Linked DNA regions of Homo sapiens: region 2 is linked to region 1. Evidence: read pairs that join two places in POLR2A ChIA-PET (ENCODE). Cell type or tissue: Panc1. All regions are shown on one strand. Each heading gives the region's core, and the rest is flanking DNA. Links, peaks and the distances in the headings are about the cores only.

Region 1 (5,399 bases), core at 279-5,278:
TTTTCAAGCATTTCTATAAAATAACAAGCTTAGTGTGATGGTTAATACTGAGTGTCAACTTGATTGGATGGAAGGAAGCAAAATATTAATCCTGAGTGTGTCTGTGAGGGTGTTGCCAAAGGAGATAAACATTTGAGTCAGTGTGCTGGGAAAGGCAGACCCACCCTTAATCTGGGTGGGCACCATCTAATCAGCTGCCATTGCAGCTAGGATATGAAACAGGCAGAAAAACGTGAAAAGTCTTGACTGGCTTAGCCTCCCAGCCTACATCTATCTCCTGTGCTGGATGCTTCCTGCCCTTGAACATTGAACTCCAAGTTTGTCATCTTTGGGATTCAGACTGGCTTCCTTGTTCCTCAGCTTACAGATGGCCCGGCCTGTTGTGGGACCTTGTGATTGTGTGAGTTAATACTCCTTAATAAACTCCCTTTTATTTATATGTATATATATGTGTGTGTGTGTGTGTTTGTGTGTGTATATATATTCTATTAGTTCTGTCCCTTAGAGAATCCTGACTAATACACTTAGCTTCTCCTTGTCTCTTTCTTTTGATCTTCTGTGAAGCCCTGGCTTGACTTTTCCTGGAAACTTTTCCTGTGACAGTGCATGTATCACAAGATGGCCCTGTCAAAGATACATCATATTAATTACAATATGTGATATTCAGTAGGAACCCAAACAGTACAACAGATAATGGCAAAAGATAAACAACATTTCTAAGTAAAATAAAGTTCTGAAATGCTTTGAATTGAGGCATAAATGCCTTACTGACAGTCCAAAAATGACCTATAAAATCCCGAAGCATTCACCTATCTAAAATTCTGAAAGTTATGATTTCTGTGACAACATAATTTTTATTTACTTTGCATTTTCCTGAAAAGAATTATCAAGTTCACTAAGGCAAAAATGTTATGAAAGAAATTAAATGAGCCTCAAAGCTGAGTCTCAGATCAATAGCAGGAAGTGCCCATGAAATTTATTATATATCGCTTACCAGTGTCTTCTAACCCCTGCAGAACTATTCAATCTGCTGTTACACACATACAATTTCCACAGTACTGGAATGGCAATAAATACTGCTGAAAAAATCTGATCTCTCACCAACTCATTGAGCCCCTTTCATGATTTATGTTCAATCTGGAGCCCACCAAGGAATGAAGATAATAAAAATCTAGGCCAGAGTAATAGAGTTGCCCTGACAAATTCCATGCTGCGACAGAAGCTCCTTCACATTCTCCTCTGCACAAAGAGTATGAGACTTGCCAGGCAAAAATCTAGAATGAGACTTTTCTCCAAGTCTCTCCATTGTATCTCCCAAATATTGATAATTAAGGGGGTAATTTTGAGACAGTTCTTCCCAGGAGATTTTTCTTTTTTTGGCTCATGGATCCTTTAATTATTTGATATATAGTTTTTTAAAAATGAAATGACACAAACTAATGCTCCGCAGCTTTTTCTATCCATTACCTGACATTTTAGAGCAACATTTCTGAGAAACGCCTTAGTCCTGAGACATTCACAGATGTTACATATAATTAATATACTTTAATTGCGATGAAGACAAAACATGCTCTTTAAATCCATTCACAGAGACATGTGTTTCTTTTCATTGGCAAGTTCACAATTACAGTGACTTTCTCAATTGTTTAAAATTGCTATTTTATTCTTATTCCTCTTCACTTGGAGCTTATCCAGTCAACTTAATTGTTGCAGACTTTAACACTGTCACCTTTTTATATCCCTGCAATTAACACAATGAATGTGTGAAATGCTCTCTTCTGTAAAATAACCACAGTCACAATGACACACAGACACACTGACACACACACACACACACACACACACACACACACAAAACTTATAAAATCAGCCTCTCTTAACCTAAAAGGAAGAAGATAAAATTGTATCAATATTCCCATAAGCTGTGTTTCACAGTATCTCTGAACACATATCAAACCCTTAATAGCTAAGTGTTCTACTAGTTTAATTAGTTTTCCTCACTCTATATGAGTAGTATTCCCAACAACGCAGCATTACATTTTGTGTCTCAAATTCAGTAAAGGAAAGCTTCATATATAAAACAGAACAGTGCTCTAAGCATTAGAGGAGGAAGATTTAGAACACTCTCTGTTCCCCATCTACTCTGTGACATGTAACATTTTGCTAATCGCAAATAGCCCTTGATAGAGATATTTGGAAATGGAAGCATTGCGCGTGTGTATGTTTCTTCTGCTAGCTGTTATTGGAAGAGATGCGTGTAGTGTTTTGCATTGACAGTAAAACTACTGTACCTTGCAAGAAAGTGTTTAGAATTTAACTAAAACTTCGGGGAGGATTGCAAAATAAAATGTTAGCCATATTTTTGGACATAAAGAAAACGTGTCTAAATTATGTGGAAAAACTCTACAAGGTGATGAAATCAGTACTCAAGTGAAATATGGTTTAAAATATGTACTTTGGAAAAAAATAAACATTATAAAATGAATAAAAGCAGAAATTTTGATTAAATATAGAAATAAAATGTAGTCTTCTTTCCTAAATACACAAGAGTTTAAGCATGGAGTGGTAAAAATCAATACGAAATTCACCAATAATCACACATAAAGAAGGTAAGCCAAATATTCAATTACATATTATTTCATTGGTATTTACCTTTTGCTTGATAGTGTTTCAAACACTGTTATGTATTATTTCATTTAATCCTCAAAATATCCCTATGAGGGAGATTTTTATACCCGTGGAGGCGCAGAGAACCTAAGACACTTACTATCAGAATTATAGTCTTACCCAAATAAATGTATAAATATATTACAATAAGGAAGCTTTTATCTAGTAGATATTAATTATATTTTAAGTCACTGAATTTCGCTGAAAAAACAAGATAAAATACAGAAACTTACCTGATTATTATATAATTTCATATAAGATGTCATTATTTATAAGTGATTAAATAATATTGCATCTAGTAAATATTGCAGATAAATTTGGCTGCCAAGAGTAAATAAATTCTAATTTCAGAGCATTTATCAAAGTTAATTCTAGGTATAACATGATAAAAATAAAACACTTCCAACTGCAGAGAATATTTTTAAGCATGAAAGGAATAATTCATAATTATCCCATAATTTGTAAGAACAATATGAATAAATTTATGGATATAAATGTTAAATATATATTTAGATACATGTTTAAAATTGAATGTTAAATTCAGACTGTGAAAATATTGAAAGAAAAATTGGTAGACAAAGGGTTTACAATTTACAGTATATATGGAAACTTTATCATGCAGATAAGAATAAGGCAGAAAGAAGGAGGAAAAAAAGGAAAGATGGAAAGAAGGAAGAAAGAAAAGAAGGAAGGAAAATTTAATAAAATAAGGAAAAAGGAAGTACAGAATATTAATTGGCAATCAGAAATCAGACAATTCTAATGGTCCATAAACTAAGAAAACGTACTAACCTTATCAGTAACCCATAGCGTGCAGATTCAAATAGAAGTAAATTATCATTTTTAGCTGATATTTGGGTTGTGGATTGGGAGCAGAGGAAATAGAAAAATATCATTAAAAAGAAAAAATGATGTCGCTTGCATATTGTAGTGAAAGTGAGAATAACTATCATGTTTTCTAAAGTACCCTGGCACGCTGTTACCAAATTATAAATTCATATTACCTTTGCTTCATAAATCCCACTTTGGGAGTCTATTTCACAGAAATAAAAGCACCAGAACATGAATATGCACTCCATGGTAGGTCTGCAAACGCTGTTGGAGTCAGGAGGCTTGGCTCCTCTTGTTGGACAGGGTGTGAAAGGTTAATCCACGAAATGCATAACAGTTTTTTGCCCAAAATGTCTACTTAATTGCACATTGAGTAGCTGTAACAAACTGTGAACATACCAGTAGAATTTAATTAAGTATATGCAAACTATCTCTGAGAGTCTTAAAATTTTCTAAAATTTCATGTATTGAAAATAACAGATAATAAATTTTAATGTAAGGCAATATCAAAGCACATTAAATTATTTTGAGAGGATGAGGATTGCAATCACAATCTTACTCTACAGAATCATTCTGAAACTTCAATAAGGATGTTGACTTCAACAATGAATCAAATGATTCTTTGTTGCTCCCCATGACATACAAAAAGCTGTGTTTGTTTATGAGGCAAAATCTGGCTTATAGCACCACACTACATTTCGGACTCTTTCGTTTTGTAATTGTGTTTTTTAGTCACCTTATTTATTTGTCATGACATCTATATTGCCTTTTAACAACAATTCCCAGTTGATAATCTTAAATGTGCCCAAATTAATGTGATGGTTGTCTTTGGTGTTTTAATTAAGACATTTTTAGAAGTAATAGATAAAAATTTTTGGACACTTTTTGTGGCTTGGAATTGTTGTGAACACTTTACATATACTAATTTTAATTCTCTCAACAAACCTTTTAAATATTGCCATAGCATTGTTCTTGTTGTATAGAACAGAATAAACAAGCCACAGACAAATTTGGCCAGGTCATCCAGCTACAAAATGTTACCGTGGGATTTGAGTCTAGGCAATTTGCTCCCAGAACCCAAATACTTGACCGCATTTTCATCTTTAGATACCCATCAACACATAGTTTAAGGCTCATTACAATGTATAATGCTGTACATATCACTTAGAAACTTGATTTAATTATGCAAAGATATTGCCTAATATCAAGTGTCTCAGTGCTAGTGGTATTTCATGGTTTGGGTTGCTGCAGAAAAGAATTTGCCATCATAAATTCAATTCCTATTTCTACCATACAATATTTGAGTGATGTTAAGCAAGATGCAAAAAAATTATAAGTTTAGTTTTCTACCCAAAGGTAAATGAAAAATGTCTACACTATAGAATTCTTGTGCGGAGTAAATGAACTAATAGACAAGAAAAACTTTCTGGAAAAATTCACCACGTAGAGATTTAAAGAAAAGCTATGAACATAGTAAAGATAGTTTTCATATACCATAATTATTGGGCATTTATTATGGATTGGGAAGTTATCCTTGTGGTTAGTATCTTTCATTGTTGTAATACATTTATCATACTTAATGAACCACAATTGAATATCATTATTAACTAACATCCGTACTTGATTCAGGTTTCCTTGGATTTTACCTAATGTCCTTTTTCAGTTTCTGTATCCCATACGGTATACCACATCACATTTAGTTGCCGTGTATCTTGACTGTAATAATTTTTTTAAACCTTCTTTATTTCTGAAGACCTTGACTGTTTCAGGAGTAGTGGTCAGGTGTTTTGTAGAACGTGTCTCAATTAGAATTTGCTGACTTGGTCTCACAGTTAGCCTGGGGTTATGGGATTTGGGGAAGAAGACCAGAAGTAAAGTGCCATTATCTTCACATTATACCA
Region 2 (5,399 bases), core at 294-5,293, 110 kb after region 1:
TCATTGGCATTATTTGGCTTTATCTTCCAAAATTTTCTTGTATATTCACAATTTAAAAATAACATAAAATAATAGCCTATTAAAGATATCTTGTCATCAGCATTATCATCATTATTATTATCATTATAAAATAAAATGAGAACACACGAAATATTTGTACCACTAGGTTAAGAAATAAAGCTCTGCCATGTAATATAAAATGTCCTTATGTATTTGAATCCATTTTGTGTAACCTATTCATAATTAATCAGTAACTATTATGCAGACTATCATAGCATTCTTTCCTAACATTTTAAATATATTTTATCACTCAGTTGTGTACCACTTTTATTCCTATTCAATTTAAAATAACTTGTAAGTCTCTTTTAACCAATAAGTTCCCTTTCATTTTTATCTTTTTCTTAAAATTGCTTTTATAAAGAACCTGAGGTATTTGACATGTAGAGTCTTCCACAGCTTGGATTTTGTTGATTGCACAAGAATTTCCTCTGTTTTCTTTATTTTTTTCCAAAGAACTGCTCAATCCAAAGAATCCAGCAGACTCAGGTGCAATTTTTTTCATTAAGGTCAAATGTTGATAAAATGTCATCTTTAAAGTATAAAAGAAAGGAAACAACAACAAAGAAACAATGTTCAATCTAAAATTTATTCCAAGAGAAAACATAATTTAAAGTTAAAAAACTCATCAAATTTTAAAAATTACATAAATCATTGCTAGCATATTCATACTATAAGAAATACTAAGCTATATGTTTTTACATATAAAGGAGAAATAATAACAGTTAGGAATTTGGATTACATAAGGCAATAAAAGTGATTTGAATGATAAATAAATACTTATTCTTAAATTTTAATTACTTAAAAAGAATTTTACCCAATCTAACTATAATAAATAATTTTAACTATTTATATTAAAAAGTATTGTAATGGTTTTGGAAGTTTATCGCATACATAGAAGTAAAATATACTACAATAAAAGCACAAATGAAGAGGTATAACTTGAATGCAGACTGTGTTAGACATGCACATTGTAAAATACATAGTTAAGTGATCAGTGGATATTAAAACAGAATAATAAAAAAATTTCCAAATTCAGACATAAATAAATAGAAGAGAAAAGAAATAGAATCATATGGGACAAATGTCAGACCAAAAAAGACACATCTTTAAGTCAAATGTTTTTATAATTATATTAAATTTAAATTGTTGACACATACCAAATAAAAGGTGGCAATTATCAGATTGTAAAACAATATAACATCCCTCTGCTCTGTAGAAGGAACTATTTTACATATAAAAATGTATCACTTTCAGATAGTTTAAATTTAAAATAGTGGAAAACATATATATCATAAAAACAAATTTTTAAAAACTGTAATGACATATTAAAATTATGTTAAATGGAATTCATATATGAAGCATGTGCAGAGATACAAGATATGTTTCATAATGATAAAAATATAAATTCACCAATAAGTCATACAATCGTATATATGTATGCATCTAATAACAGTCTCAAAATATGTGAGGTTAAAATTATTTTTAAAACTAGACTGTGAGAGACAAATTCAAAATACTTGGAGGTTTCAAGATATTTCTGTGTACAATACATGTATTCAGTATTCAGGTTACAAAAATTATGTTTCTTATGTAAGTCTTACATCATCACTATATAATATGTAATATATTCAGCAAACAATTCCTGTATGCTGAATTATATAATTCTCCTATGCTGAGTACCAAAAACATTATTGAGAGGAATTAAGGAAGATCTAGTAAACATAGAAATGTGCCTGTTTCATGATGTGAAAGATTTAATATAATATTAATTTTCCATTTGTCTGTAAATTTAGTGCAACCATAATAAATATTCCAGCAAATATTTTTACAGAAATTGATAAGTGAATTTAAAAATTCACTTATGAGAATCAAAGGACCAAAAAAGCCAAAATAACTTGGTGAGAGTTTTACATTGGCTGTCTTAACCTAGCTGAATTCAAAATTAACTTTAAACCTGAAGAAATGCAGACTATTTGAAATTGGTATAAGGATAAACTTACAAACAAAATACAAGAATGGAGATTCCAAAGTAGCTCCACACATATCTGTTCAGTGGATTTTCAACAAAGGGACCAAAGCGAATTCAATGGGAAATCAGTTGTTTTCTCAAGACATGTCTTGGAAAAGTTGGATGTTCATTTTCAGAAAAATTGAACCCTGACCATCATCACACACTATCCACAAAAATTAACAAAAAATTGGTCATAGATCTAAAGCTAAAGCAAAAAAATTTCCAGAGGAAACTACGTGAGAACATCTTTGTGATCTTGAATTTGCCAGTTTTCTTGAATAGGTGAAAAAATGAATAAAATTGGAGAATTAAAAAACGGAAAACATTTGTATAGTCGCTCTTCCAAATAAAATCTACAAATAGCAATGATGCACATATTACGATTATCAATCACCATGATTTGTCATTATGGAAATCCGTATTAAAACCACACTGGAATGCCACTACACACCTGGTAGAATGCCTGCAGTCAAAAGGACCAGCAGTACTACCAGGTGCTGGTGAGGATGCGATTCAGTTGGAACATTCGTACATTGTAGATGAAAATGCAAAACCCTAACACACTTTGGGAAATATCCGACTACTTTCGATAAAGCTAAATATGCATGTGTCATATGAACCAGAAATTCCACTTTTAGGTATTTACCCAAAAGTGGTAAACACATATATACAACACACAGACTTATTCTCAAATGTTCATGATCTGTGTCAAAAGGCAAAAGGGGATGCTCATAAGCGCTGTGCTCTAGTGAGTAAAGTGGATTCCTACAGATGTACAGGAAACTAAACCCCCAACCACTTTGTGCATCTTGGAATTGAATAATTAAGTAAATAGATGACAGATGGTGGAAGCCTAGATTCCTCCTCTTCAAGTGGGACGTTAAAGACCAGGAAGGGAAGAAGCTAGAATGATTGGTACAGTAATGAATTAAAATTGAAGGCCGGGCGCGGTGGCTCACGCCTGTAATCCCAGCACTTTGGGAGGCCGAGGTGGGCGGATCATGAGGTCAGGAGATCGAGACCATCCTGGCTAACACGGTGAAACCCCGTGTCTACTAAAAATACAAAAAATTAGCCGGGCGAGGTGGCGGGCGCCTGTAATCCCAGCTACACGGGAGGCTGAGGCAGGAGAATGGCGTGAAACCAGGGGGGGCGGAGCCTGCAGTGAGCCGAGATCGCGCCACTGCACCCCAGCCTGGGCGACAGCGACACTCCGTCTCAAAAAAAAAAAAAAAAAAAAAAAAAAAAAAAAATTGAAGACATTAGTACGAGCTTGTATTGTGCATAGTACAGATACATGTGGTTACACGGAGAATGTTTGTCGATGCATGTGTATACCAGTTGGTACACAAACATATATTTCCTTGCTCTGTCAACTGAGAGGGTCCACAAACAATGGCACCCAGTACCAATAAGCATAGCTAGAGCCTCAATCTTGGTTTTTAATACTATTAATATCTTCAATAAAAGGAACTAGGGCTCCTTGGAGAAATGGCTGATTCTATGACTGGAGAAGACAATATACACAACAAGCTGAGATCTGTGTCATCTCAGAAAGCAAAAAAGTGGCATTTTTTTTTTACCAAAAAAAAAAAAAAAAAAAACTATGGAGCCCGCCAGAGACCACAGGAGCCTACTCCCACCAATAGACTAAGCTGGAAAAATTTAAGCAACAAAATACCGTATTGTAACTCAAAGTACTAATATAAACATCAGTGACTTATTGCTGATATATAAATGACTGAAAAATAAATAAATATGGAACAAGAGACAAATACCTCATGCAGAATTCCAGATAATATGTGTAGCTATGTCACTCACAAGAAGCTGGAGTGTAACTCCCCTCTTTCCAAGTGTGAGTGGTGTCTATTTACTCTTTCCAAAGAGCGCAGTTGTGGAAAGAGGGCTATGAATAATGTTAGAGTGGAGAAATGTGACAAGTATTCGCTCAGGGGGATGATCAAGGTGAACAGCAATCATCCACAGCCATGTTCATAGCACGTATTCTTGATATAATTAGACTAAAATGTCACTATTCCTTATTGGTCTTTTTTTCACGAACCCATAATCCTAGTCTAATCATGACAAACACATAAGACAAATCTCACTGTAGTGGTATTCCGCAAAATACCTCATCTGTAACTCCTGAGAACTGTCATGGTCATCAAAGGCAAGGGCAGTGTGAAAATTGTCAAGAATGAAATAAGCTTAAGACAAAATGACCAAAAGCAATGTGGTATACTAGATAGAATACAACAACAACAAAAACAAAAGATATCTAGTAAAAACTAAAAAATAATCTGAATAAAGTATGGGCTTTTTTCTATAATAGCATATCAATATTGGTTGGTTCCTTAATTCTGACAAATGTACGATACTAATATAGAGCAATAATAATAGGGGCGACTGGCTTTCAGGTATATGGAAACTCTCTGTACTATCATCTCAGTTTTTTGTAAATACAAACATCAATTTTTGTTCCCTCAAATATTTCTTTTTTCCTAATATATATATTTATTATATATAATATTTATATATATATATAAAATATATATTTATTTATTTATTTTTGAGATGAGGTTTCACTGTGTTGCCCAGGCTGGTCTCAAACTCCCAACCTCAAGGAATCCTCCTGCCTTGGCCTCCCAAAGTGCTAGGAATACAGGCCCCCACTATCTATTACCTCCGTATTTTCCATGGCATGCTCTTTAATCTTTCTAACTAGAAATTCAACTGCTCTAACTACCAAGTTTTCACTTTCACTTTTGAAATGGTTTCTACAATTAATATTTTGTATGGTTTTCCCTAATTCCTCACTTCTCATAAATGACTTGTCTCCTGCTATGTAGTTACTACTTTCACCACCACATTAAAATAGCTAGGGTGATGGTCACACCTGACATCCTTTCAATATCTTGCCCAACCTGCCTGTGGCACTTGGAATGAATTGGCTCACCTCTACTAATTTCCAAAATACTACTCTTTGGTTTTGCACTTGGCTCTTTGACTTCCTACTGCAGTTTTCTATTTTTTCCCAAGATTCTCTTATTCCATTTTTCTCCAACATGTCTGTGTTCTCTAAAGTTGCGTGAACTCTGGACACCCTAGTCTATTTCCCAGTAATTGATAACCACTTTTATGAATAATCTGAAATCTGGGATTCTGGTCTCATATTTCTCTTTTGATTGCTAAACTTTAATAATTAATTGTCTGATTTTTTCAGTCCCTTCATTCATAAACTGATTATTAGGGGCCTATTAAAAATGCAAATATTTTATTCAGAGTTCATTTTGCATAACTGGAATACTTTCATCAGTGCATCAGAAAA

Evidence for each region. Peaks named below come from ENCODE experiments on the same cell type or tissue, not always from the same donor. Only the 100,000 strongest peaks of a DNase experiment are listed, where the experiment ranks them.
Region 2: POLR2A ChIA-PET joins it to region 1 with 8 read pairs; 2 of 35 experiments call an interaction of 5 or more read pairs at or near these places.

The regions. Positions count from the first base shown.
Region 1 is chr18:71,522,633-71,528,031 of GRCh38, forward strand. LINC01541 (long intergenic non-protein coding RNA 1541) reads right to left here. Exons shown (of 5, transcript NR_038326.1): 4 at 1-624. The region is part of intron 1 of LOC107985179 (a long non-coding RNA gene); the gene reads left to right. Among named protein-coding and RNA genes, the nearest start is that of LINC01541, 54 kb to the right of the region's middle. In Panc1, for the core only: no CTCF peak of the experiment used is centred there; no DNase peak of the experiment used is centred there.
Region 2 is chr18:71,633,855-71,639,253 of GRCh38, forward strand. No RefSeq gene overlaps it. Among named protein-coding and RNA genes, the nearest start is that of LINC01541, 58 kb to the left of the region's middle. In Panc1, for the core only: no CTCF peak of the experiment used is centred there; a DNase peak (open chromatin) is centred at 2,671.